Linked DNA regions of Mus musculus: regions 2, 3, 4, 5, 6 and 7 are each linked to region 1. A link is a loop called in an ENCODE intact Hi-C map of the cell type or tissue named here. Cell type or tissue: heart. All regions are shown on one strand.

Region 1 (4,000 bases):
ACTGGGTCTTCCCACACAAATTAACTTAATTAAGGTAACCACATTCCTCCTGGCAATTAGCCACACCACGTTGATGTACCCACAGACTAACCTGATGTAAATAATCCCTCACTGAGACTCTCTTCCCAGGCCATCCTAGACTGTGTCACGCTCACGGTTAAAGCTTACCAGCACAGCCATGTTTCCTGCAGTCGCAGCTTCCCTCTGCCTCTGCCTCTGCCTCTGCCTCTGCCTCTGCCTCTGCCTCTGCCTCTGCCTCTGCCTCTGCCTCTGCCTCTGCCTCTGCCTCTGCCTCTGCCTCTGCCTCTGCCTCTGCCTCTGCCTTCCAAGCCTTTTACTTTTGTCCCATGTAGATCTGTGTCTGTGGTTCATCCTTTTCTATGGCTGCATAGTTATCCACAGTGTGGTCACCTCACTATACATGCATTCTCCATGGATGGTCATCCAACATATTTTTTATTTTTTTGCTAGCACCAAGTGTTGCTGGAGCGATCCTTATGTGCCTTCAGACGAAGCATTTCCAGAATACTCCTTTCTAGATCTACTTCAAGCTCACCCTCCAGCAGATGTCCTATGTCTCTGCTCTAACTTGCATATTAAATGTCCCTACAATGTCCTGTGTTGATGGTTCTGTCACCAGCCTGTTCACTGTCCAGCAGGGGTGACATTTTAGGGGTGTTGGGAAGAAAGAAAGAAAGAAAGAAAGAAAGAAAGAAAGAAAGAAAGAAAGAAAGAAAGAAAGAAAGAAAGAAAGAAAGGAAGGAAGGAAGGAAGGAAGGAAGGAAGGAAGGAAGGAAGGAAGGTCACTAGGAGTCTGCCCTTGAAGGAAAATTTGGGCTCCAATTTTTCCTGTCTCTAGCTTGGCCTCTCAGTCTCCACAATCCTCTGCACATGCTCTGGCCAGGACGCTCTGGCTCCCAAAACGTCAGATCCAAGCAACAGAGTGAGGTCTATGAAACCGTGAGTCCAGGTATCCCTTCCTCCTAGAAGCTGACAGCCTCAGGCATTTTGTCACAACAATGCAAAGCTCCTAACACAGCCTCCATCATCCTGTGTCTTATTCACACCCCAACCTGTCCTGGGATGTCAGCACAGAACACCAGATTCCAGCAGCAGCCATTCATTCAGTGCCCTGAATACACTCCAGCCAGGATTTTGCACCGGGAAGGCTTACATAGACGCTTCACTTTGATCCCCAGAGTACACTCACAAGCTTGAGAAGGAAGACGGTCTCCAAAGCACTCAGGCCTCTTGGGTAGGCTACTTGAGGTCATGCAGCTTCCCTTTTCTCCCCAGCGCCAACGCTGGTTATGGGAACGGACTTGTTTAGCAATTACCTGCCCCCAGCATCTTCAAGTGTCTTCATCAATTCCACACTCCTCCTCGGGGAGCGACTCCCAGCTCTCAAGCGCTTCCTCTCGCTGGCTGTTGGCTCTTGCAAAAAGCGTTCTCCACCCACTTCTTTTACAACCTCATCATCGAACTTTATGACAGAGAGAATGAGGCTCACACGTGACCACGATCCCACAAGAGAAGCTCTCCTACCCTGGCCTTCCGGGAGACACATGTGTTCCTTCTTAGGAACGTAGCAAGCAGCTTGTACTCTGAAGATCCAACACTCCAGCTATAACTCAGGGACGTCTGTCAGATTTATTGACTGGCTGGGGAGACAAACGAGGCAACGGGTTTCTGCTCCAAATCATTTTAAGCTTAGGAAAGTGACACGCAATTTTATAAGTGCTCGGGAGAGTCTCGCGACTTCCAAAGATGGAGAAAGAAAGTTATCAATGTGCCTTTGGCGTCCTTATTGATGCGTTTAGATATTGACTTCGCTGCTGTAAGCAAAAGATGAGGATTAATACCCATACGAGAAGCACCTCGTTCTTAAGTCTCTCAGAGACACCCAGACAGGTTCTTGTGTTCCGGGACACTGCCCTTCTAACGCATCCTAACCAGTCTCCAATCACATCAGCGGGAAGAAAGGATAACAACTTAGAGCAGTTGATACCTGTCCCCGGAGGCCACTCTATGTGAACCCTGAGTGATGCCTTGGCTTTGACGCAGGCTGCTGCCCTGACCACCAGGAGGCGCTCTGCTGCTCTGGAGAGCCAGTGAGATCCTCCATCCAGGAGTATCCCGTTCCCGCAGCCCAGGCTCAGCCCTCGCTCTCCACGCCCACATTCTTTAGCTCCACTGACTCTGAGGGAGACTCCCCAGCCAGAGTCCAAGGTCAGCTGAGAAACACCAACCCTCAGTTGCTGTAGCTTCAAAGCAGAACACAGAAGCTTCCGTCCCGGGAGTGGCCGGCCTGTCTGCTGTGGTCCCTCATGAGCCTACTCTCTAGAGCCGTGACTGATAGCCATGGGGGAGCCTCCTGCATGCCAGGGGCCCTCAGGAGTCCACCGCCCAAACTCAGCAAGCTCTCAGCTTCCCAACCTCTTCAGCCTGGGGTAGGGCGTGGAAAACCTGGGCATTGTCCTCCCTCTCTTTTAAATCATACACGACGAGGTAGCCATAAAACGTAGATTTCTTTAAACAAACAAACAAACAAACAAAAATGAAGGTTTTTTTTTTTTAATTTATACTTTCATTTGCCCCTGAAAATATCCTACTCAATGGTACATAATAGAGGTTCAATGTGCCATCTTATTTTATTTTTTAAACACTCAAGGATTATTTGAAGTCCCATTTTTTAAAGATTTATTTATTTATTTAATGTATATGAGTACACTGTAGCTGTAGAGATGGTTGTGAGCCATCATGTGGTTGCTGGGAATTGATTTCAGGACTTCTGCTCCCTCCAGTCCTGCTTGCTCCGGGCCCCGCTCACTCAGGCCCAAAGATTTATTTAATATTGTAAATATGTAAGTACACTGTAGCTGTCTTCAGACACACTAGAAGAGGGCGCCAGATCTCATTTTGGATGGCTGTGAGCCACCATGTGGTTGCTGGGATTTGAACTCAGGACCTTCAGAAGAGCAGTCAGTCAGTTCTCTTAACCTCTGAGCCATCTCTTCAGCCCTGAAGTCCTAATTCTTTACATCTGTTTGTTTGTTTGTTTGTTTGTTTGTTTGTTTATGTTTGTGTGTGTAGGTATGTGCAGGTATGTGTGGTGTGTGTGTGTATATAGGTATGTGCAGGGGTGTATGTGTGTGTGGGTGTGTGGGTGTGTGTCCAGATGTGTGTGTGTGCACATGTGTGTGTGCAAGTGTGTGTGCAATGGTACATGTGTGGTATTCAGATTATTGTGTTTCCTCTACATCCACTGTGTTGATTTCCTTTTCTGGACATGAAACCCAGGTCTTCAGGGTTAGCTGCAGGACCTCCACTGCCCGAGTCTGCTTGCCAGCCCAGTGTGTCCTTTTGATTGAAATATGTTTTCCCTCATCTTTGATGACTTGGCTCAGGACTGGTATGGAATTATAAACAAGCATCCCTGTGTTCATCTGAGTGTTGAGGTGAGGTCCCCACTGTGCATGTCTTCCTGTCCTGGATGCCCTGCAGGACCCCATCAGAAACTGGATCGAAGATTTTCAGCCCAATGTGACAGTATCGTTTCAGGTTGTTATGCCCCAAGGATGGCTGTGAATCCCTGGGCAAATTCCCTCACCCTCAGATCTCAATTTTCTCATTTTTATGCTGGGTACAGCAACTATGTGGATACCCCTCCACTAAGGACAGAGGCTTGTCTTAATAATGGCCTCCTCATCCTTCGTGAAAATCTCATTAATGTGTGTGTGTGTGTGTGTGTGCCCCTCCATAGAGGCCCCCTACAGCTCCGCCCAGCCTAACCTGATTGGAGAGCTCTGACATCCGTCAAAGCTGGGCGTAGCTGTCAACTAGGAAGCCTGCTTTACAATGGAGTGTTGAATATCTTGTGGAAGAGAAAGCATCCCCATGTCCCTGTGAGGTTGGAAAGTCATACAGCAGGCTGTCCTCCGCAGAGGACCATCTGTGCTCACCTTGTAAAGCTGTGAAGTGGTTTGGAAGTGGCAGGTGT
Region 2 (4,000 bases), 69 kb after region 1:
TCCCATTCAGAATGAAGAATGAAGGCTCTCAGTCTCCTTAAAACATCCTTGATACATTCCCCTCCTCCTGACACCCAGGACTTTTCTCTGATCTCCTCTTGCAAAAATCAGAATAAATAAATAAATAAGTAAATAATAAAATTAAATTAAAATTAAAAAGGACCCTGGCAAATTGGCAAATTAAAACCGTGGCTTTAACACATATTGTAAATATGTTCCTCACTTTCCCAGCAGATGGCCCTGGGTGTCATGCTTGAACATTTGATAGGGAAAGGGCTTCTTGGGGCTTCCAATACCAGGGGACTAACATTTGTAAATGTTGTCTGCGTGCCTGAACAGCAAGTACCCCCCCCACACACACACACACCAATTTGCAGGTTACAGGTTGTTGAATTCTCCTACATCCTTAGGAAGAAATTTGCTTGCTTTATCCATTATTGAGAGATGGAATGCAAAATCTCCCAGCGGGATGGGGGGGGGGTTCATCAGTCTCTCCCATAACTCTATAAGACAATACTTTACATATTTTGAGACAATTCTATTAGGCGAATACAGATTGGAATTGTGTCTTCCTTGGAAATTGACCCATAAATCATACCACACCGACATTCCCTGCTAATGACTCCCTTTGTTGTTGGTTTTTTTTTTTTTTTTTTTTGTATTGCAGCCTATTTTTGCCTGATATTAGCACACCGATCCTGCAATAAGTGGTTAATTACATGGCCTACTTTCTCCCATCCCTTTATGTCTAGATGTGTCTATCCTTCTTCCAAGTACAGCTGAGTTCCTTGTGTAGTGGGAGGTTGCACAGTTTTCCCTCAGGTATTGCCAAGTGTGTGTAGAGCCTGGTTGAGCCATCTTGCCATCCCGTGTCAGATGTACTAATGGCATGGCTTCATTTTCAAGATTTGAAAGTTTGTATTAGTCAGCTCATCCCATTTCTCAGTACATCTACCTGTAAAGATAACAGCAGATAAAGATACCTGTAAAGATAAGCAGAGAGCATCATGGGAACTAAACAAGTGACCATTTGCAGAGCCAGCAAATATCACAAGCATCGAATCTTGCTTTCTCAAATGCAAACGCTAACAAGATCAATCTTGCTCAGCTGCCCACATCATGGAGGCACAAGCTAGGGGTGGAGCCTCGGAGGTCCTCCCTTAAGGGGTGGGGCCTCGGAAGTCCTCCTTTAGGGGTGGAGCCTCAGAGCCCCTACCTTAAGGGGTGGATCCTCGGAGGTCCCCCCTCATCTGTGCTAGGGTTCCGTGGCCTGAATGTGGTCCAGTGCTGGTATTGTGAGTTCACAATTCTGTCAATTCCAGAGACAGCCTGTCACAGCTCTCCTCAGCTTTCCTCCCCATCCTCCAGCTTTTTCTCCCCTTTGTAATTCTATGAGGTCTGTTATGGGTTGTCAATTGAAGTCTACTTTCCAGCTTACCACCTTTTTCAGTTAGATCCAATTTGCTTTTTAATTTTTTTCTTTTGGCTCCTTTTTTCTATTATTATTATTATTAATTATTTCCTTAAGAATTTTACACACTGTGTTTTGGTTATATTTCCCCTCTCCCCAGACTCCTCCCAGATCCATCTCTTCCCTACTCACCCAATTCTGTGTCCTCCATTTTAAAAACCCATCAAGTGCAGTTGGTGCTGCCTGTATGTATGGTATTGGATGTGTGACCTTCCCCAGGAGCATGACAAACCCACCCTGGGCTTCATGCTTAAAGAAAACCAACTTTCCCTCTTCCAACAGCTATGAACTGCTAGTAGCTGCTCAGCTAGGAGGTGGAATTTTGTAGCCACTTCCCCTCTCCAAGCTGAGATTTGGTCTTGCTTGAACTTGGCCAGGTCTTGTTGATGTTACTTTAATAGATGTAAATTCATATGCACAATGGCTTTATTGTGTCCCAGAAGATGCAACATTGTTTCTTTGTGGTTACTTATCCACCTGGACTTTCAAAATGATCCTCGGGCCTTGGGAAGGTGGGATGTATCTTCCTTGGAAGATACACTGTCTAAGGCTGAGCATTCTGCATCTCTTATTCTCTGTATCTTGACCAGTTGTGGATCTACTGCAAAACAAAACAAAACAAACAAACAGACCATTCTGACGTGGGTTTGAATAATGTATTAATCTATGGGTACAAGATAAGAATGTATGGGCCAGTTTGTTACTATGTAAATTCAGTAGAGAGCAGAATTAGGCTCTCCCCTAAGGCCTACCACAAGTCTAGTCATGGGTTCTTGGTGGTATCAGGTATGGGTTTTATCTTGTAGATCAGGATTTGAATCCAACCAAAAGGTGGCTGATTATTCCCACCGCAGCAAGCCACCTTTACACCAGTGGGCGTGTCTTGCCAGGCCAGTTATCAAGGTGTGTAGGCCTCATGGCTGGGTTCGATTGTGCGTACTTTCCTTCCCCAGTACTGTGTATGGCAACTCCATTTCTGCCTTTTAGCATGTGCCGGGGCCTTTTACAATAAATACACTTCTCAGCTCAGAACGTTCCGTTTGGCTTTTTGCTGGAGTCTGTCTGTTGCTCCATCCTTTTCCTGCAGTTCTGTCTTCGACTTTGTAAGTGTTCCTCGCCGGACTTTCCTGTTCTCACTGCGATCAGTCTACTGTTCAGTCTCTTGGGAGAGGAAGTTAGAAACTGTTGCTCCTGCTGACTCTAGCTCCTGGCAGCTCATTCTGACCATGATTGTGAATTCCAGGGGCAGAGGGGAGTGGCCTTTGCTGTAGGCGCTCACATGGAGAATACTGTCCTTCAAATAGGGTGTCCAAGCGTTTCTGTCCATGATACTGGGGAAGGGGCCCCCTCTGCACTCCCAGTTCTAACCTCTAGCCGCAGGGTTGTTTCCCCTTCTCCAGTGAGGTGCTGCTTCTGAAGGTTGTTTTGTTAACTTTTGCAGTTCAGAGCTCAGTAGGGGAGGGGCCTGACTAGCATTCTGAGTTCTCTTTCTAGGGCTGCTTAAAGTTCCCCACACAAGCCCAGTGAAGCAATCAGAAATTATGTTTTATGCAAGAACCAATTGTTCCATAGCAGGAAGCCTCCCTAGGGGATCCCTCCACTCGTGGCTGTCATCATCCTTTACCGAGCATTCAGGAAAAACGCAATCATGGGCTCCATGCCAGTGATAGAGAGAGACGGTGAACGAACGCCACCTCCGGAAGCTGTGTGCTGCTTCTCTCGGCTCATGGCGTCTTTCTCAACACCTATCAAACATCCCCACAGCCACCTGAAAGGCATCCTGGGAGTTCACATCCATGCAATGTGACCAGCCAAAGGAGAGAGTGGCTTTCGACTTACTCCCTGATTCCCTCATTGTAGAACGGTACAACAAAGGTTTTCTTCAGACCCCTTTACTGAATGCAGGAAAGCTCAGTTGACGTCCCCAAGACCGAAAGAAAGTAAACCAAAGTACGTCACTCCACCACCCCTGCCACACCGTAGACCTCACACTGTGGTAGTTAGTACTGGAGAGAGTTGAGTGAGTTGAGCATTATCCAACCTTCTTGACACTCAGTCTATGTCCCTGCGATGTCTGTAAGCTGAGCATAACCACTGGGGGTGGGGGGGGGGTGGGGAGCTCTGTGCGAGACAGACGCTCTTGAGCCTGTCTCCCAGGGAACATCTTCTGTGAAGAGTCTTCTGGCCCCTTACCTGTGTTGAGGTCTCGACCTGGGATAAGAAGTGCTAATGCCTTTGTATGCACCCAAATCAGTAGTGGATGTGTTAAGGCACAAATCACCACCATAAAAATCCACGGAGGGCCTCCCAGTCAATACACCAGTGGAAGATCTAAAAAAAAAAAATCTCCCAACCGAACATGTTCCTGGGTGCATCTGGCCAGATTCCAACTGAGGGAAGCCCTCCAGGCAAGCAAGTGTAGAAATAGCTTACAACCTAGGAGCCCCCTAATTTGAGGTACACAATTTTTTCCAACACAGCAGGATATGGCCCCACTCTAGAAGCCTCTTTTCTTATTACTTCATCATC
Region 3 (4,000 bases), 53 kb after region 1:
TGGCTGTAATGAGTGCATATTAAGCCTTCCTTCAGAGCCTACAGAACATTTGATTCATAAACAAATTACTCTGAGCCTGTAATGCAGGGGAAGGAAATAGCAGCTAATTTAACCAGTGAATCAATGGAGACAGCTCCCTACGTCTCATGCATTTCCGAGTACAATGGAGAAAATGAAAGTAATAAGAAGTGTAAAGGCTAATGAGCTAGGCCCCGACCATGCCCTAGAGCCAGGACTCCAGGCCCAGCCCCTGTCCTAGAGCTAGGACTCCAGGCCCAGCTGTGGAAAGGACCCAGATGTAGCTGTCTCTTGTGAAACTATGCCAGGGCCTAGCAAACACAGAAGTGGATGCTCACAGTCAGCTAATGGATGGATCACAGGGCTCCCAATGGAGGAGCTAGAGAAAGTACCCAAGGAGCTAAAGGGATCTGCAACCCTATAGGTGGAACAACATTATGAACTAATCAGTACCCTGGAGCTCTTGACTCTAGCTGCATATGTATCAAAAGATGGCCTAGTCGGCCATCACTGGAAAGAGAGGCCCATTGGACATGCAAACTTTATATGCCCCAGTACAGGGGAACGCCAGGGCCAAAAAGGGGGAGTGGGTGGGTAGGGGAGTGGGGGTGGGTGGGTATGGGGGACTTTTGGTATAGCATTGGAAATGTAAATGAGCTAAATACCTAATAAAAATGGAAAAAAAAAAAAGAATACTGGGTGAGCCAGTCAAGACAGAATTCGATTGTTCTGGAAGGTGGTGGGCAGAAGAATCAAACACTGGAGGAGGACAGGGTGAGTAGAGTTGCTTCTAAGACCTCAGGACTGACAGACACTCAGCAGTGGACTCTGCCCTCTTTCCTTTAAGCAACCGTACTGGCTTCCTGCACTGGCTCCCCACAATGGTGCACTGTGAGCTGTGAGATACACACTTGCTTCCCCATGTTAGCGTTGGTGAATGTGGCGATCACAGCATCAGAAACCAAGCTAGGACAGACATCCTTAACAGGGCAGGGTGTCATTTTGACGGTCCTGACCGTGTTGACTTTCGGGAGGAATGTGGAGGAGGCCTTTGGAACTTAGAGCTGGAAAAAGCCGGTGAATGATCAGGGCTCATCGTCTGTTATCAGGAGCTGGGAAGATAAGAATGTTTGAGAGAAAGGCAGATGTTGGGAACCTGGAAAGGTTGATTCTGATATCAGGGAAGCACCGGCAGCAACCGGGGAAATCAGTTAGGTGGTGATAGAGGAGGCAGGAGAGCCAACGGGGAGCTGCCTTCCTTCTGCTGCTCCGTTTTATCTGTCTGCTAGCAGAAGGTGTCACCTGTTGTTGGGGTGGGACTTCCCACATAGAAAGGCAATCAGCACAGTCCCTCAGCTGAAGCTCCAGACTCAGTTGATTCTAACTCCTGCCAAGTTGACATTAAAACCAACCACGGCAGGTGTCTTTACATTCGTAATGATTAGCTTCAAATGTCAACTTGAGGGAATCTAGAATGGCCTGGGAGAGGACCCGTCTTAATGGTGTGTGGGCCAACTCCTGAAAGTGAGGATTCTGGACTGGTTAAGACGGGGAGAGCCAGCTGCACACTTCATTTGCTGCTCTCTGCGGAGTACAGATACAATGGGACCAGCCAGCTTCTGCTCCTGCCAACAGGGCTTCCCTCCTTCCTTCTCCATTAGGTTGCTCTATCAGGGTACTGGGACCACAGCAATGGTATAGTAACTAAGACACGGCTGAACGGGGAACCTAGGCAGCCTGACCAGATCCAGGGTGGACTGGCAGACCTGTGTCCTATGGAGAGCTTGGACTGTTAGCAGTCAGGCAGAAGTGTGGACAGGCCATCCTTCGCTGCCTCTGTGGGCCTCTAGGAAAGGAAGGCATTCTTCCGAGCCTAGGGAATCATTTCTTGAAAATGACTGAAGCACCCACTGGGTGGGGGAGGGGCTTGTAAATCTCAGGCAGCCGCAGCATCTAGAATTAGGAGCAGCCTCAGTTGGGTGCCACTTGGATGGCTACTTGCTTCTGTTTTCCAGCTGTAAAATGAGCTGGTGGAGGGATTAAATTGTACAGGGCCAGGCCTGGTACACAGCAAGCCCTCTCCTCTACCGCTGTGGCCGTCTCCTCGTGAATTCTGAACAGAGATGCTACATGCTACTTCAGGCTCATCCTGCCCCTCCCCACCCCCCACCCCCAATCTTGTGTGCTGCTTCACACTGCTCTCTCAATGATTCTTCTTCCTATAAATTAGATGTTCCTGGGATTTTGAAAAAAACAAAAAACACATAAAACAAAAACAATACCTTTGAATCTCAATGTCTATTACAACTTCTCAGGACACTTCAAGTGATTTGGGCCTCCCCTCCCCCCTCCACCCACGGCCTGCATTTTAGTTCTTACTTTGCTAACCTGCCAAGGCTTGCTTTGAACTTTTGCTCTTCCTGATGAACCTCAGCCCCCCTAGTGGCTGGAATTACAGCTGGTGCCACCAGGCCTGGCCACAGAAAGTTTAAAAGAGCCGTTTCCAAGAATATTTCCTGTTATACGCGCGTCTCCCAAAATGAAACAAGGGGAAAGAAAGGTCCCCTCCTCATACACCTGCCTGTCCCTCAGAGGGAAGACATCACTTAGCAGGATGCGGTTTCTTGAAGCCCGACAGAGCCTTTTCTGCTCACGCTGATCTTAACTTGAGGTGTTAATCTCTCGAACAGTCAATGCCCACCAAAGCCATCCTGAGCCAGTGGTTTCTGCGTTTCTTCTGAGCCCAAGAAGAATAGGTGGACATAAACAGAGGAAGAACAGGCCATGGATTGAGTGTAGTTTGTCAAGAAAAAGTAAGAGAGGACCCTGGAGCATGGAAGGGGCTCCCAAGGGAGAAATATGACTGTCCTGTCTACCCGGGAGCTTTCATAGGGCTTACGGCGTGGAGCTGGACGGAGATAAGGTCATCTTTACAGAGTTTGTTTGTTTGTTTGTTTGTTTGTTTGTTTGTTTTAATAAAAGAAGGCATTTGGGGGTTTGCAAACGGTTCTAGAGGAAGAGTCTATGACCAGCATGGCAGGGGGCAGGCATGGCTTGGCGTGGAGCAGCCCCTGGAAGCTCGAATTCACAGGTAGCTGGCAGGAAAAGCTGATGGCTGTCTTTAAGCTCATCTGGTGTTAGGACAGAGGAATCCCCAGGTCCTGTTCGTGCTCCAGAAGCCCAGAGGGAGATAAGTTATTTATCTATTGTTCAAGGTAGGAGCCACATGCTCTGTGGGTAAGTCCTGATCTATATGGGCCCCTCCCTTACTACTGAGACTTCTGCTCAAATGAGGAGCAAGCTGGGGAGATCCAAGATTCATTTCCTTTGTGTCTGTCTGTACTCACCTTCCCAATCCGGCCCCAATACCAACCGAGAAGCATCACTATGTTGCTTTTGCTGGTGAGTTCCATCAAGCCTGAGTCACCTGACACAGAGAGAGAGAGAGAGAGAGAGAGAGAGAGAGAGAGAGAGAGAGAGAGAGAGAGAGAGAGAAGAGGAGAGGAGAGAGAGAGGAGAGAGAAGAGAGAGGAGAGAGAGAGAGAGAGAGAGAGTCTGACAATTGTATGCAAATATGTACATGCCAAAAATAGCTTTCACAATTCCGAAGGGCACGCCAGAACATTCCATCACATTTGCTCAACCTCTAAATCAAAATTTTATGATGCCAACCCATTTGCTCAGTCACCAGTCTGGTGGTTTTTATGGGCTCCATTTTTTTCCTAAGGGACAGAGGGAGGTGAGGTGGGCGTCATTAGCCTGCGTTTCGGAGGGTAAACACGGAGAGCCAAAATAAGATGCACAAACACTTTAAAGGTAAGCACGCTCACTGGAAGCCATCAAACAGGAAAGAATAAAGAACAGACACTCTTCATCAATGTCAACCACGTGCAGATGGCTGACTCCAGGGACGGGCTTGCTGGTTTTGCAGTTATAGTTCAGCAAGGAGGTATCTGTGGGAGTGTGGGTGGAGGGAACTCCT
Region 4 (4,000 bases), 170 kb after region 1:
AACCCTCTATAATGACCCTGAGAAGGTGTTCCCCAGAAGACTTCACCTCAGGGGATAATTAATTACCTCTTATTAATCACAGCTAATCCTTCAGCCCCACCTGACCAGCACAAATTGTCCCAGTAAAGCAAAGATGATCATACCAGTGGTGCTTGTCTCTTGCTAATCAAATTCTTTGGCCACAGCTGACCAGAAACCATAGACTCTTAATTCAATATATCACTCAAACAGCTCTGGTAGAACCTTTGAGAGCATCAGAATTTCCCTCTAAAACATCACACTCCACTCCCCCATCCTCTGCCTTGATCACAGCATTATAACGTTCCAACTTCCCACAGAAGAGCTGTTTAAGCTCTGAGCACTCAATGGCTTCTCCACCCCAAGTTCCAAAATCCTTCCACCAGAACACAGAAGTGGTCCTAACTTCTGTTTTAGTTTGTTTCTCTGTTGTGATAAAACACTGACCCAAATAAACCTGGGGGAAAGAGGGTTTGTTTGGCTTACAAATTACATACAGCCCATCACCACAGGAAGCCAGGGCAGAACTCAAGGCAGGAGCCAGGAGGCAGGAACTGGAGTAGAAGCTGCAGAGGGATGCTGCTTACTGACTTGCTCCCTGGCTTCCTCCGTGTTCCACGGCTGGGAAGAGACACCGTGATCTTGGCAACTCTTATAGAGGGAAACATTTAATCTGGGCTTCCTTATAGTTTCAGAGGTTTAGTCCACAGTAGAAAGCCTGGCAACACATGGGGCGGACGTGGTAGCTGAGAGTTCTACATCCAGGTGTGAAGGCAGAAGGAAGAGCTAGCCACTGAGACAGGAGTGGGCTTGGAGACCTCAAAGACACATTTTTTTTGTATTGGTTATTTTATTTATTTACATTTCAAATGTTATCTCAGTTCCCAGTTTCCCCTCTGCAAACCTCCTCTTGCATCCCCCTTACTTCTATGAAGGTGTTCACCCACCCACCCACCCACCCATTCCTGCCTCACCGCCCTAGCATTCCCCTCCCTACACTGGGGCATCGCGCCTCCGCAGGACCAAGGGCCTTCCCTCCAATTGATGCCAGATAAGGCCATCCTCTGCTTCATATGCAGATGGAACCATGAGTCCCTCCATGTGTACTCTTTGGTTGGTGGTTTAGTCCCCGGGACTTCTCCATCAACCCCAAATGAAGGATGGGGGCCACCAACCCATCTCAAAAAATTTAACCCAGAGTTGCTCTTGTCTAAAGGAAATGCAAGGACAAAGAGAGGAGCAGAGACTGAAGGAAAGGCCCTCCAGAGACTGCCCTACCTCAGGATACATCATATATGCAGCCACTAAACCCAGACACTGTTGCTGATGCCAAGAAGTGCTTGCTGACAGGAGTCTGGTATAGCTGTCTCATGAGAGGCTCTGCCAGAGCCTGACCAATATAGAAACAGATGCTCACAGCCAAACATCGGACTGAGTACAGGGACCCCAATGGCAGAGTTAGGACAAAGACTGAAGGAGCTGAAGGGGTTTGCAACCCCATAGGAAGAACAACAAAGACACATTCTTCCAAGGCCATATCTACTGCAAAGAGACCACACCTCCTAATCCTTTCAAATAGGGCTACACCCTGGACTAAACATTCAAATGCAGGTACCTATGGAAGCCAATCCTATTCAAACCACCACACATCCTGTGGCTTGCTCAGCTACTTCTCCTATACAGCCCAAGACCACCCACCCAGTGGAGGTACTGCCATGGCATTCTACTGTGCCATGCCACACCAACTGGAAATCAAAGGAATATCCCATGAACTTGGACACAGGCCAGACCAATGGAGGTGACTCCTTGGTTGAGCTTCCTTCTATCTGTGTGTCCCAGGTTTGTGTCAATTTGGCAAAGGCTAGCAGCCAACATACCCTGCAAGCCACTGTGATGGTGCCAGGAATAAGATGAGTGGACACTCTTCAGAATCCAGAGTGGAGGGCGCATGAACACAAGAATGCTTTATTGGACATGAAAATGACACAGAGAGACCTCTATAGCTCCCTGTGACAGCCACAGTAGCAGCAAGGCCATATATGCCCTTTACCCTCTTTTTATGTTCTTTAATATGTATATACATACATACATACACACATATGTGTGTATATATTTATGTATATATGTGTATTTTAATGTGCGAATATATATTACTTTAATTTTTATATTTTAATGTGTGTGTACATGCATGTGTGCATGTGTGTATGTGTGCATGTGCATGTGTGTATGTGAGTGTATGCATGTGCATGTGTATATGTGAGTGTGTGTATGTGTGTCTATGTGCATGCATGTGCATATGTGTGTATGTGGTGTGTAAGTGCTGTGTGTGCGTGGAGGTGGTGGTATGTGTGTGCTGTGTCTGTGTGCTGTGGTATGTGTGTGTGTGTGTGTGTGTGTGTGTGTGTATGTGTGTGTGTGTGTGTGCCACATCAGCGCAGTACCTGCAGAGGCCAGAAGAGGGCATCAGATCCCTGGAGCTGGAGTTTCATGTGATTGTGAGTTACCCAGCATGGGTGCTGTGTACTGAACTTTGGTCCCTAGGAAGTGCAGCAAGCAGTCTAACTTGTGATTCATCTCTCCAGCTTCTTAACCTGCCTTTGTTTGGAACAATTTCATTCCGCCATCTTTATCTACAGCTCAGCCCCTTCACTCCAAGTTTGTTGTTTTTCTGGGGCTCACTGTATGAACATTTCAATTCACTGTGGCCTGTCTTCAATATTGTGACAATTTCTGTTTAATTTAGAGACTCTACAGTAATAAATTGTATTTGTTCCTAGGGTTCTTTATGCTAATGTCATATTTTACTTTGATATTTGCTGAAATTCCACAGAAGAACATATTTTTATTTTTCTTTCGTTTCTCCTGTTTTATTTTGATTGATTGAATTTTTGGGTAGGGGACAGGACTTACTCTTTTTAGGGTGGGGCAGGGCTTACTCTTTGTTGGGTAGAAGGCGGGGTTACGCTTCTTGGGTGGGGGCAGGGCTTACTCTGTAGCCCTGAACTTGTAATCCTCCAGCCTGTACTTTCTGGCTTCTCGGAATTAGATATGTGAAGGATTCTTCCTGTTCTTATAGTTTTATTTAACTGTTAAATTATCTTTTGAAAAATGAATATGAAAGCAATTACATTAATTGACAGCTTTCCAATGTTGAATGCATTGCAGTCTCCTCTTGCAAAAGAAGTACGGACATGTCCTTAGGTTTTCCTGACCAATCGTGCTCAATTCTGTTTAATTTTCCAGACATTTAGCATGCCTGTGTTTTTGCATAATGTGTTTTTCTGAGTACTAAACTTTATTTTTAAGAGCCTTCTATTTTTTATTTTTATTTTTTAAAAATGGGCTTTTACATGGTAACCCAGGTAGAACTCCTGCAATCCTCCTGCCTCAACCTCTTGTGTGCTTAGATTAGACTTCAGCCACCACACCTTGCTTCTTAAATATAATGTTAAGGCTGTCGCCTCTATATCTTATCTCTTGAGTGAGTTTTAAAGAGACATTTATAGAAGTCTTAGTTGTGTTTTCCTGTATGAAAACTATTTTCATCTAATTCTCTTTATGTCTTTCTTTCCAGCGTTCGGGTGCTGGACAGTGATCTGTCTTCATGTGGTTTCCTGTGTTTGCCCTGATGGTACTTATTAAGCTTCTTAGAATCACACACCAGAGTTTTATCAAATTGTGGACATTATATCTATTGCTTAAATACATGTCTTGGCCTTTATGAGTCTGTTTGGCTCTTTAAATTGCAGGCAGGTCACACTAGCGAGTGTGCCCTGCAGACCTCTAAAGTGCTATGCTGCTTACAGCCCCGCATTGGGCAGTTTGTCTTTGTGTGTCTCCGAACCCGCTGACCCATTTGTCTTTTGTATTTAATCTGCTCATTTTCCGGAGGTTTCACTTGGCTTCAAGACAGTCTGTGAGTTTCACCGAGTGAGTATGGGGGTCTCCTATTTTATTTACTATTTCCACATTCTCCCTGAGG
Region 5 (4,000 bases), 770 kb after region 1:
CCTGTATATATGTATGTGTGAACCAGCACTCTGCATGGGGCTGGGGAGATGAAGCTGTAGACATGTGCCCTGGCCTAAGTGACTTAAGTGCCAACCAGCATGATGGCTTAGGTTTGTTTCACACCTACACCTCCATTCTTATGGACTGGGTTCTCCCAGAAGTCTCTGGTAACATATGTTCTATTAGGCATAGGACAGCCATGTCACATCATGTTTGCACTGGCAGTTGGGCCCCAGCCAGCTGCCCTGACTCATAGGCAGCAGCCAGCCTGGGCAAGGGCAGGATCAAAGATGCTCTCCCGTTCTGTTCTCTGCTTTGGTTCTGCTCACAGTCTCATGGCTGACTCTTCTGCAACACCCCCTTCCCTACCCAGCATGGACTCATCGTAGGAGAAGCGAGCCTATGCCAGCTTACCCTTCTCCTATAAACTGGTGCCCATTATGCCCATACTACTGGCTGTATCCCACAGTCAACCCGTATGTCACACTCCACCTGTTTCTGTACCTGGTTAAGGGAAGACCTGAGACAAAGGTACTGAGGTGTGTACCAAAGCACACCTGGATACAATGCACGTGTGCCAGAGCACAAGTGTGCAGTAACGATCTATACCACGTAAGTGTGGGTCTCTCTAGACAGCGCACCAGAGGCTCTGAAAAAAAAAAACGAAAGCTCATTCCAGGCTCCTTAAACAGGTGGCAAGGTCCAGGCTGATAAAAAGGAGTCCTCTGGCAGGCTTGGGTGGGACATGGATTACTTCTGATAAGAGGCATGGCCAAGAGGCAGAGGGGAAGAAGGCTGGAGACCAGAGGAGGAAGAGAAGATTTTGAAGAGAACAGTTTTTAGGAAGATAGGAAGGACTACCCCAACAGAAGGCACATGCAGACATGTGCCTCCACACTCCCAGGGCTCAGCCAAGGCTTGTGTGACTCTAAGCCTCGGTTTCCTCATGTAGACCAGCGCACCCTTGAGCGCTTCCCCAATATTTAACGGATCTCAAGAGATAAAAGGTGTATCCTAGAAAGTACGTGGGAATGGGGGCTCCAGAGAAGCGGATGCCAGAGGACCCAGCTGGGATCCTGAATCTTTGTGGTCTCCTAGGGACCGGGGCCCAATGTGATACAGATGAGCGTGTTGCCTAGAGGGCTCAGTGAAGGGGCTGGGCTTCTTCTGTGTGCAGGACAGTGCTGCTACCAGAGAAGGGGAAGGCTTAGTCAAGAGACATGAGAATAGGCCACCCAGGGATGAGCGGCACCGGAAGGTAGTTCCCCAGCAAAACCATGGCGCCAGAAGCCCAAGGCACACCAGCCTGACATGTGCCCTGAGAGCACAACTGAAGATGGTTTCTGGAACAGTAGGCAGCAGTCTGGCCCTGGGCTTTGTGGGCGTAGCTTGTGAACGCGGGGGGGGGGGGGGGGCTTATGGGCGGGCCTTGTGAGCCGGGTACCCGTCCTGCAGGCTTCTGCATTGCCTCTTCATGCTAATACAGGTTTGATGTTCCCTCTCTCTGGATCTTTCAGGAACCCCAACGTGCGAGACTCATTTTCTATAGGTGTTTCTACTCCTATCTCAATCCTTCTCAGAAGATTCTGGAAGCCATTGGGAAGGCAACTGCTTTCTCTGTGCTTCACCTGATGCCCGTGCCACTTCCTCGTGGGCATCCTGAGAAGCTGGGTCTCAGAGGTTGTCACTAGAGTGGATGGGAGGTGGAAGATCTGCAGCAGCCTGCCTGTTCTCCTGTCTCATCCTGCCCCCTGGTGTTGGTGACCAGAGACACAGGCTTCAGTGGGTCCAAAGCACTTTGTGACCTATTTGCAGGTGATCTTGGGTGAGGTCCCCTCTTCCATGTGCTTCATGGTGTCACAAAAGATAGACTGCACGTACCATAGGACACTGTCATGGTGATATACAGAACAAGCTCTGACCTATGCCATACGAAATCCAAACACATAGACATATCCCTGTCCCTATCGAGATAGAACCAAGTCATGGGATGGCCACAACCTCATTGGGCATCTGCTTCTTTAAACTGCAGCTGCTGCTGTCCCAGACCTCCCAGGCACTGTGCTCAGAAGTCTAATGGCTGTCTGAGCCTGCAAGGTGGGGGCATCATGCAACTTCTAAGACAGCCTGCCCTGCTTTCCTGCTCTCTCAGGAGACCCTGGTACCTAGTAGTTTATCCTCTACTCTGTATCTCCAGCTGCAGCCTGCAAGTGTGATAACATGGGCGGGGGGGTGCACACACGATGACATGGGGAGGGGAGAGAGAGAGAGAGAGATCACTAAGGATAAAGACCCAGGTGGAACAGCTGGGTATTCTGGGCCTGGACCAGGGGAGCTTGGTATGGACCCTGCAGTCTCTGTGTCAGGAGTCCCTCCTGCTGAGACAGTTGCTGCGAAGTCTAAAGCAGCATTTGCTAGAACATCCCTCCCAACCACCTTGCAAGAGTTCAAGCAAAAAACAGCTTCTGCTGTGGTGCCCAGCCTGTGGGTACCCACAGAGACCACAGGCACGAGGGCTGCTGTGTGCAGAAGAGCAACAACACCCCCCACCCCTGGAGAGAACTCCCCTGACATGCCTCGAGTTGGAACACACGATGCTCACAGAAGCCACAGCTGGGTGGGTTCATCGCTTAACAGGGAAGGTTGGTCATCCGCTCACCCCGAGGTCATGCCAGGGCTGTGGGAGAGAAGCACAACTGGGGTTCCAGTGATCATAGAGAGGGAGAGGCTGGCTTTCCATCTCTGAGAGAGGGCAGAGTCCATTAGCAAGTGTGGTGCCCCCTGGGGCCTGATTTAGGCTCTGTGCCAACATTCAAAGGACATTATCTGTGTGTCGCTCTGTTGGAAGGTTGCTTCCCCTTAGCAAAAGAGTCAAAAGATTTTTTAGAGAATTTAAAAAGTATCCAGAAGAACATTTCTCTCTCACTGAGAGAAAGGCAGGGTGCCTGTTTCCCTCAGAGGAAAATGTTCTAAAAAAAAAATAAAAAAATAAATTAAAAAAAATAACTTTGTCATCAGGGTCATGCAGGGGGTGTTAGTTCCAGAGAATTTCAACAGAGGTTGCAAAAAAGGAGAGAGAAGAAAGTGCCAGGCAGCATCTGAGAGGGGGAATTAGAGACTCAGCAGGCTGTGTTCTCATCTCTTTCCCCTCCCCCTCCCCTCAGTGTGTGCTGTGCTCTAGAGGACTGGGTAAGGTGAAGAACTCCACCGTTATCCCAGATGATACCCTGCATTTGTCCTCGGCCTCCACAGAGTATCACCCCCTGAGATGCTCCAACAGGATCCACACTCTTTGTCTGGGATGTTGGGTCACCCTGGATAGACTGATGTTATTCGTTAGGGTGGCAAGAGCCACACCAGATGCAGAATTGGCCAGCTCAGGAGGGCACTTTGGGCCATGAATACCAATAAAATGGGGAGGCTGTGACAGCCGCTTGTAACCACCAATCAGATCTTCCCATGTAACTTAATAAGAACTCCAGACATGAGTCTGACCCCTAGCTGTCGTGTCACACCTCTGTCAGGAGAATGACCCCTGGGAGACAGCCCAGAACGTTCTGCTCTGGGTCTTTTCCTGAAGCCCACCCTCACTCCTATCCCCACCCCAACATGGTCTTACCCTATGTCCTTTCCTTCCTAAGAAACCATCTGAGACCGTAAAACTGTCAGGTTTTGACAAGTCTCTCTGCGAACGTGGAACCCGGGGGTGATCTTGGGGACGCTGCATGTTGACTGGTTTCAAAAGTCCTGTGTGCAGTCTAGGCTGTGGCTTTATCTTTGCAGAGAGCCTGAACCTTTGTATGAGAGGGACAGAGATCGAGAAAGACTCCATTTCTTCAACATCTGAGTCGGGTCCCATCCTACCTTTTGGGATACTTAATGGTATAATCCCCCAAATGAAAAATCAATAGATGGAAATCCCCCCCCCCGTTTTTTTTTTTTTTTTTTTTTTTTTTTTGCTTCTAAATTCAGGCCAGCTGAATTAGTCTGAGAATGTCC
Region 6 (4,000 bases), 200 kb after region 1:
AAACTGGAAGATCCGTCACAGAGAGTTTCGAACCTTCTAGGGACATACAGCCCTGGAAGCAAGCTGGCCTGGGAGCTGGGTGAAGAGTCCCCATAGCTGCAGGAAGCATGGGTATGGGACTCAACTCTCCCAGGAGACTCCGGTGGGATACCCTTTCTCCTGACTCAACAGTGGTAGACTTTGAGCACTGACCTTTCCAGGAGACACATGAAGGTTTCATCCTGGATTTGTGGGTGGGGCTGTGAGGACCCCTGTTTGCTCCAAGAGCCCCACACTTGTCTCTCCAGTGAGGCGGAGAAGAGGACTGAGGTGCTAGCCCCTTCCCTATGGTCCCAGAATGGACAACAGAAGCCCCTTGTACAACCCTCTGTCTAGCCTGCCATCTCCAAGAGGTGCCTATTGGGCTACTCTATGAGGCCTAAGTTGAAGCATCCACAATGCTTCTGTGGGGTTATCGATCTACTGCAGACCTCAGTCAACCTTTCGAAAAGAATGGGGACCTCGGGTCATGTCAGCACACAGCTCCTGTTGGTGGAATATTCCCTGAGCTATATCTCCATATTCAGGGATCAATAGGAAAAGGGTTTCAAACAGAGAAGTAATTTAAGACAGCAAGAGCCATCTTGGGTGCGCATTTTCATTTGAACTTTGTGGAAATTTAAAAAAAAAAAGTACTCTGCGAATCCACTCATGTGGGGGACCCAGGTTGTGCATTTAAACAGGCAGATGGTGGGGGTGGCTAGAGTGTGCGTTTGTACAGTCAGTAGGGATGCCAAGGCCAGGGGGGCTGCTAGTATCCAGTGGGAAGTTTTCCTGGGAACAGTCTGACACAAGTAATGCTGCTGATACAGTTAACACTGAAGAAGGGTTAAGAGTAAGGTCTCAGTGGCTGAAGGACCTGCTGTGTGAGCGTGAAGACACAAGCTTGGATCCACAGAGCCACATACAAGATGGGCACTGCAGTGTGGGTCTATAATCCCTGTGCTGGGGAGACAGAGGCAGGAGGATCCCTGGGTCCCCAGTAAGGATACTGGCCTGCCAGCCTAGCAGAATTGGTGTGCTCGGGTCAGTGAGGGTCTCTGTCTCAAAAAAATATGGTAGCAATTGACAGAGGAAGACATCCAACATTGACCTCTGGCCTCCACAAGCATACAACCACAGAAACACATAGCTACTAACAACACACTACACATGCACATAAACACCACACCACACACACATACAGAGAGAGAGAGAAAGACAGACAGACAGACAGAGACAGACAGAGAGACAGAAAGAGAGACAGAGACACACAGAGAGACAGCAAAGTTAATTGATATTTTTATTAGGTCTATTTTTCTACAATTATATACTCGTTTTAAACAGGTTCACTAAAGGCTGGCCTGGTAGCCTAGGTTGGTATAATCAGGGTGACTTAGGTCTCCCTCTTCTCTCTGTCTCTCTGCCTCTGTCTCTGTCTCCCCCTCCCCCCTTTTTTGAGACAGTGTTTCTCTATCCAGCCTAGTCTGGGCAGAAGCTGTACATTATTGTTATTGTTGCAATATTGTTATTGCAACACGCCTGGCCTGCTGCAGCGTCCTGAGTGCTGGGAACCGAGGCAAGCTCTGCCAAACCTGCCTCTAAAGTTGGCTGTAAATCATAGGGAGGCTTCACCTTCAGGAGAGAGGCTCCCAAGGAGGAGGCTGACCCTTGATCCTGAACTTAAACAAAGCAAGGCTGAAGGGACAGCCCTACCCACTCCCTACCAGCCTTCTAGATACTTCTATGTTCTCCATGCTGGCTCCTCCCACCTACCTTCCCTCCACCGTGTCCCTCCCTCTCTCCTCTATGCAGACATACCCTCAATTTCTATCTGTCTTGCTTCCCGGGTGTAAGAGAGTTTCCTGGAATTTTCAGCCAGGCATGCATAGCATTTCCCTGGCAACAGGACCCTCCCTGAGTACAGGTCTGCGATGGGGGTCACCTCAGGCTGGATGGTAGAGCCCGGTGACAGGGGCCATCCTTTGTTAAGTGATTATATGGAACCACACAGAAAAGGAACTCTCCTCCAAGCCCACAGGGCAGGGTCACTGGGAGACCAAGACAGTGGTGAGATGGCCATTGTAACAGCAGCACTGGCTTTCTGCAGAGAGTAGAGGAGATTCCAGACAATGTCAGGGCATCATCCCAGCCTCAGGTCAGGGAGGGAGGAGAGATGAGAAACCTGCCCTGAGCTCTCAGCCCTGCTGTTCTCTAGTTCTGGCTTACAGTGGAGGGGTGGGGTCTCTGGCTGCAGAGGCTCAGTGCAGGAGCCTCTTGGCCCTGAGTTGGAGAAAGACCACAGGCCCAGGGGAAGGATGCAGGATGTGGGTCTGGACCCCACAGGAAACAGGCAGGGAAGGACAGGGTAGGTGGGAACTGCAGAGCAAGCGATCTTGCAGATAAATTCCGGGATAAATTCTGCCCCCTGCTGCCCGGAAGGAGACTGAGCTGCAGGCTTCCTGGGCTCACCGGCTTGAGCATCTGCTCTTAAAAACAAAGACAAGAGGCAGGCCTTGTCCCTGGTACCACAGCTCCTGACCAGCCTGAAAGAACACCTGTGCCCCGTGTTCCTTCTGTGCTGGATGACAGAAAGCACAGCTTCTAGAAGGTTCTCCGTGTTACTTTGAAAGAGATATTCCTTTAAGTTATGAGAGCTTTGCACTCTATGAACATGGTGTTTGTATGTGCACATGTGTACATGTTCCTGTGCACAAGTGCTTGTGCACATGCATGCAGATGCCAGGGGTCGATGTTGGGTGCTTTTCTCAATCCCTGTCCACCGTGAGACAGGGTCTCTCAGTGAACCCATAGCTCACAGAACGGCTGGATCTGGCTCTCTATATGGGTGCTAGGGATCTAGAAGCACTCCACCGAGCCATCTCCCCAGACCCAGGGATGTGATTTGTTTTGTTTTCTTTTGTTTGGGGGAAGGTTTAGGCGCTTGCCTTTTCTTTTCTTTTCTTTTCTTTTCTTTTCTTTTCTTTTCTTTTCTTTTCTTTTTTATCAGTTTGTGCTTCAATTTGTTCCTGAGAATATTAGTAATGATTCATCTCTTGTGTGCTCCAGACTGGGGAGTCTCAATGTTTTCCGAGGTGCTGCTCAGAATGAAGTGGCTTTGATGAATAGGAAGAACCTACGTGTAATTCAGTTTCCTGAAGTTCAGCCATCCCAGGGGTGGCGGAACTGACAGGAAATGAGGCACGAGCCAATGGCAGGCAAGCCTCTGAGTAGAAATCATCTTCGTGTGGCTACCTGCGGTCACCGTGAGGTGGTATGAGATAAGGACTCTCCGAAGTGAGAGCTTGCCTGTCAGGATACCTGGGTTTCCCCAGGAGTCTGTCTGCAGGGAAAAGACTTGGTCATGGTTAGCCCTCCGCCCACCCCCCCCTTGTACAGACACAGTCCTGTGAAGGGGTAAGGATGTGTTGGGGTAAGAAACTGCTACACAGAGGCCAGCAAGATGACTCAGAAGGCAAAAGAGCTTGCTTCAAAAGCCTGAGGTCCTAAGTCTAATTCCCAGAACACACAGTGGAAGGAGCACACAGACACACAGACACACACACACACACACACACACACACACACACACACACAGAGAGAGAGAGAGAGAGAGAGAGAGAGAGAGGGAGGGAGAGAGAGAGAGAGCATGCACTGACACATACACACAAACATACACAGACAGGGAGACACACTCACATAGACACTATCCTGGCACACACACACACACACACACACACATTAAAATTCTTTTAGACAAATTGCTCCATCACCTATAAAAAGCTATCTGAAAGTCCTAAAGGCTCTTCGAGAGATAAATATCCCTATTGACTATTAAACCTTAATTAAACGTGTTTCTATTAATTGCTGTTTATTTAAGGGACAATAAGCACCCGTGTAAACCCGAGAGATCTCTCTGGTACGTCTCTGCTTGTTGCTCATGCCCAGGCGTTAATTATAAGAATCAAGGGATGCTTGGACT
Region 7 (4,000 bases), 760 kb after region 1:
CCTGTGACCTCCTCCATCTCACTGAGAGACAGTGAAGCAGAAAGAAACCTCTGGGGCAGCCACCTATCTGGCTTGCTTCCTGTTACTGTGATGAACACTGTGACCAAAGCAACCTTGGAGGAAACTTTTAGCTTTTACTTCTAGGTCATAGTTTATCACAGAGGGAATCCAAGACAGGAATTCAGGAACCTGGAGTCAAGAACTGAAGTAGAGGTCATGGAGGGGTGCTGCTTATTGGCTTGCTCAGTGGGTCCTAAGCAGGACCCCAGGACCACCTACCCAGGGGTGGCAGTGGTCACTGCCTATAGTGACCTGAGCCCTCCCATATCAATCGTTAACGAAGCAAATGCCCTAGAGGCTTGTCCATAGGCCAATCCAATGGAGGATGTCCCCAGCTGAAGTTCTCTCCTCCCAGGTGACCCTGACTTGTGTCAAGTTGACAAAAACTAAATGAAACTAAACTAACCAGCACACCCAGCATGCAGCACATGCCTGTTGTCCCAGCAATCGGGAGACTGAGGGGGAAGGATCCTAAGTTTGAGGTCAGCAAGAGCTACCTAGCAAGACCCTGCCTCAAACAAAGAACAACAAAGTCCTTCAGCCTTGGCCCTAGCAACCTCCAGAACTGTCAGAAGCATTTCATTTCATTAAACTACCAGTCCACGGCATCGCTATAGCAACTCGAGGTTGATTACAAGGAACCTCGCTGTCCTCCATACGTCATTCCACAAATATTTATAGACATCCGTGTGTCCGTGATGAGAGACACAGACTTGCTCCCAGCCACTGTCAACCTTCCCACCTGGTACCCGGGAGTGGTGGATGGGATATGGTCCGTCTACACTGTGACCACCCAAGCAACTGTATTTCTCAGCATGGGATGCAAAGGTAGGAAGGATACTAGGGGGCTAGGGAAATGGCTCAGTGAGTAAGACATAGTGCAACTGTGATGACCTGAGTTCAAATTCCCCAGAACCCACATAAGCAATGTCCATCTCATTTAAATCTTCGGGCCATTCCCACTCCATTAAAAAAAAAAAAGGATCCATTTGTGGGAGTTGTGGAACATTTAACATTTTAAAGGATTTGGAAAGTGAATGTACCCATATGGTCAAGACCCAGAGGAATTGATGAGACAGGACTTATTATTGCCCATCAGAAGTTGCAGGACTCCACTCCAGACAGAGGCCATGGCTAATATGCTGATGTACTCGGTCAATGAAAGGTTTTAGTGATTTTGTTTTTATATGTATGTGTATGTGTGAAGATATGTGTGTGAGAGACTGTGTGTGTGTCTCCGTGTGACTGTATGTGTGTAACTGTGTGTGTGTGTGTGTGTGTGTGTGTGTATACATATAGAGGCCAAAGGTCAACCTTAGGCAGTGATCTTCGGATGATACCCACATTGTTTCCTAAGACAGGTTTCACACTGATCTGTAGAAGTGGGAACTTAAGGGTTCTTTGGAAAGCCGGTTGGATGGTGTTTTGCTGGGGAAACACATAGAAGAAACATTTTGTTAAAGTGGACACGGGTGTGAAAGGCTAAGGTAGACTCGTGAAGGAACATTTTGCTGAAGCAGACACAGGAGAGAGGATGTTCTGCTAAGGCAAGCATGTGAAAGAACACGTGATGAAGGATTCTTTGCTAACAACACATATGTATTGGTCTGCCTTACATTGAGTAGTTGAGCTGCATTTTTCAGGACTCTGTGGACTCAGGCTGATTGGATGCACGTGCTGAGGCAAGGCACATGGAGGAAGAGCCTTCATTAAAAATAAGGTTTAAAATAAATTAAAGTTACAATCTGTCACTTGCCAAGTAGGCTAGACTGGCTTGCCAGCAAGTCTCAGACATCCTCTTGTCTCCTCCCCAGCTCTGGGCTTAAAGACACACATCCTGGCTGTTTTTTCTCATGGGTCTCTAGGATTCAAACCTGGGTCCTTAAATTTTCAGAACAAGTACCTCATGGTTGCACTGTCTCCCAAACCCTCAACACAGCTTTGAGACACCTTCCTGCCATGATCTGGCCTGTAGCCTTCCCAAAAGAAGAGGCAGGGCTGGGTACCCTCTTTAAGGCCGTTGGAACATTGTGGCACAGTGTCACCCCCAAACCTTCACTGCTGAGCCAGTCAGTGCGAACCAGTAAGCACCTGGCAGGTGGGGCACAGGTGATAACCTTACAACTTGCCTCTGTCACCAGATAAACTAAAAAAAAAAGAGTGTGTCTCTCGAGGTAAACCCAACCGCCATTTCCCTTGTTCTTCCTGCTCGCATAGAATGGCTTCCTGGGGCATGGAAGAGCATCGGCTGCCCTGCACCACAGCTCAGAAGGAATGGTAGCAGCAAGAGACATGGATGGCTTTGAGGCCCTATTTGGAAAGGAAAGAAATTGTCCCTGCAAAGGCAGCTGATGCTGTGGGTTAGGATTAAATGGCAGGAGGGGCCGGCCTCCTCTGCTGGCCTGCCTGGTACACAAAGGCTTTCTCCGTACCAAGTAAGAGACCCACGTGAGCCATGAAAGCCACAAATAGCACTGTAGAAGCTGAGCCCTTTGTAGCTGGTGAATGTCTGGATAGGGGTCCAGAGGTGGGCGGGAAACAGCAGAGAACCTTGCTGGGCAGATAAGGAACGCTCCGCACCGAGTTCTCCAATCCCACTCAGAAAAGCTTCTGCCTCCTTAGTGAGCTGGGTGTGCTGATCCCTCATCCCACCAGCAGCCCGTTTCCAAGCTCTTCCTCTCAGCTCTCTTGCCACCACACTTTAGATGTTTGTAGCAAAGGTTTTAAAGAGAATTCCGCCCGGAAGCAGCTCAAGCGGTCCATAAGAAACGTGCTCCGTGGGTCTTCGCAAGCACCTCCAAGTGTTGATTTCCATTCCACACGAGTGCTTATCCCAGAAAAGGAAGTTGAGTGCCAACTCCCCACCCACAACGACAGCAGTGACGCCATCCAGATGTTTCCTCTATGACCTTCTCATGAGAGTTGTGCACGATCTGCCTAGGAGGAAAAATCCGAACCCTTCTTTCTGAGAACAGGTTCTGTTACTTGTAGGAGCCCCCTTCTGAATGCCCACACCACTCCTCACCTCACCTCCATACCTCCGCATCCTGTGTGACCTGCCCTGGTTAGTCCCAAAGAGCAGATAGCCCCCAATGTGAGGAAAGAAAGACCGAGTCTATGGAACCCCACTATGTGGCCACCCCTGTTACCAGCACGCACAGACAGCTCTATAAGGTAGCAGGTATGGTGGTCTGAGAGGCTGAGTTTAGGCATCCCAGGGAGCACCCACTTCCTGTGGGCAGTGGTGATTTCATGAGGGTGGAACTGATTCTGCCCTCAGCTCCTTGGCAGATCTAACCAATCAGGTTCCAGCTATTTCCTGGCAATGAGGATTGGCTCGTAGCAGGGCCTGGTACCCAATCAGAGCACAAGAATATGGCAAACCAGCCCAGAGAGGTTGGGATCTGGCAGCCAGACCTGAGATCCTGAAACACCACTGAAGCCTAGCTACATGAGGTAGCTAGGCTTCGATCCTTTCCTTAGCTTGAGCCAGTTTGAGTTGTTTCGCGTTTTCACCCGGAATTCAAAGAGCACTGTTCTCATCTCACCCCACGGTCGATATGGAAATTGACGCTCAAAGGGATTAAGTAATGCGGTCAAGCTCAGCCGGTTGTTGAGCTGCAGAGCTGAACTTAAATTTTTAAGTCAGATCTGGGTCTGGAGCGAGCACTACATTCCATCCAATCATGCGATGGGCCGCCGAAGGGAAAAACAAAAGCAAAAACAGAGTGTATTAAACCCTCACATATCGCTTTTAGATTCCTTGTTGGGAACACTTAAATTTTACTGGGAGACTTTATTATCTCTTCTTTGTACATACACAGAAAAGGCAAACAGACCAAAATGATTGATCTGCTGTCTCTAAACGTCCTCACTGCCAGAGCTGAGCTCTCCTGAGCCACCTTCTGGCTCAGCACGGATGTCTGTGGTTTTCCACAAA

What was found. A loop is a pair of places that touch in the nucleus more often than their neighbours do. Peaks named below come from ENCODE experiments on the same cell type or tissue, not always from the same donor. Only the 100,000 strongest peaks of a DNase experiment are listed, where the experiment ranks them.
Region 2: it touches region 1 in a loop (5-fold over the local background); 2 of 42 quality-filtered maps call a loop at or near these places.
Region 3: a loop joins it to region 1, with 4 times the contacts of the local background. A loop is called at or near these places in 2 of 42 quality-filtered maps.
Region 4: it touches region 1 in a loop (2.1-fold over the local background); 2 of 42 quality-filtered maps call a loop at or near these places.
Region 5: a loop joins it to region 1, with 10 times the contacts of the local background. A loop is called at or near these places in 3 of 42 quality-filtered maps.
Region 6: a loop joins it to region 1, with 4 times the contacts of the local background. A loop is called at or near these places in 7 of 42 quality-filtered maps.
Region 7: a loop joins it to region 1, with 4 times the contacts of the local background. A loop is called at or near these places in 3 of 42 quality-filtered maps.

Annotation. Positions count from the first base shown.
Region 1 is chr4:153,173,729-153,177,728 of GRCm38, forward strand. No RefSeq gene overlaps it. Among named protein-coding and RNA genes, the nearest start is that of Gm31055, 11 kb to the left of the region's middle. In heart, a CTCF peak has its summit at 2,083 (motif pointing right); no DNase peak of the experiment used is centred here; H3K27ac peaks cover 200 bases.
Region 2 is chr4:153,242,586-153,246,585 of GRCm38, forward strand. No RefSeq gene overlaps it. Among named protein-coding and RNA genes, the nearest start is that of Gm31055, 79 kb to the left of the region's middle. In heart, no CTCF peak of the experiment used is centred here; no DNase peak of the experiment used is centred here.
Region 3 is chr4:153,227,008-153,231,007 of GRCm38, forward strand. No RefSeq gene overlaps it. Among named protein-coding and RNA genes, the nearest start is that of Gm31055, 64 kb to the left of the region's middle. In heart, a CTCF peak has its summit at 2,471; no DNase peak of the experiment used is centred here; H3K27me3 peaks cover 591 bases.
Region 4 is chr4:153,342,712-153,346,711 of GRCm38, forward strand. No RefSeq gene overlaps it. Among named protein-coding and RNA genes, the nearest start is that of Ajap1, 140 kb to the right of the region's middle. In heart, no CTCF peak of the experiment used is centred here; no DNase peak of the experiment used is centred here.
Region 5 is chr4:153,941,706-153,945,705 of GRCm38, forward strand. No RefSeq gene overlaps it. Among named protein-coding and RNA genes, the nearest start is that of BC039966, 6.8 kb to the right of the region's middle. In heart, a CTCF peak has its summit at 1,761 (motif pointing left); no DNase peak of the experiment used is centred here; H3K27me3 peaks cover 1,602 bases.
Region 6 is chr4:153,375,744-153,379,743 of GRCm38, forward strand. The region is part of intron 5 of Ajap1 (adherens junction associated protein 1); the gene reads right to left. Among named protein-coding and RNA genes, the nearest start is that of Ajap1, 110 kb to the right of the region's middle. In heart, a CTCF peak has its summit at 2,448 (motif pointing left); no DNase peak of the experiment used is centred here.
Region 7 is chr4:153,933,251-153,937,250 of GRCm38, forward strand. No RefSeq gene overlaps it. Among named protein-coding and RNA genes, the nearest start is that of BC039966, 15 kb to the right of the region's middle. In heart, no CTCF peak of the experiment used is centred here; no DNase peak of the experiment used is centred here.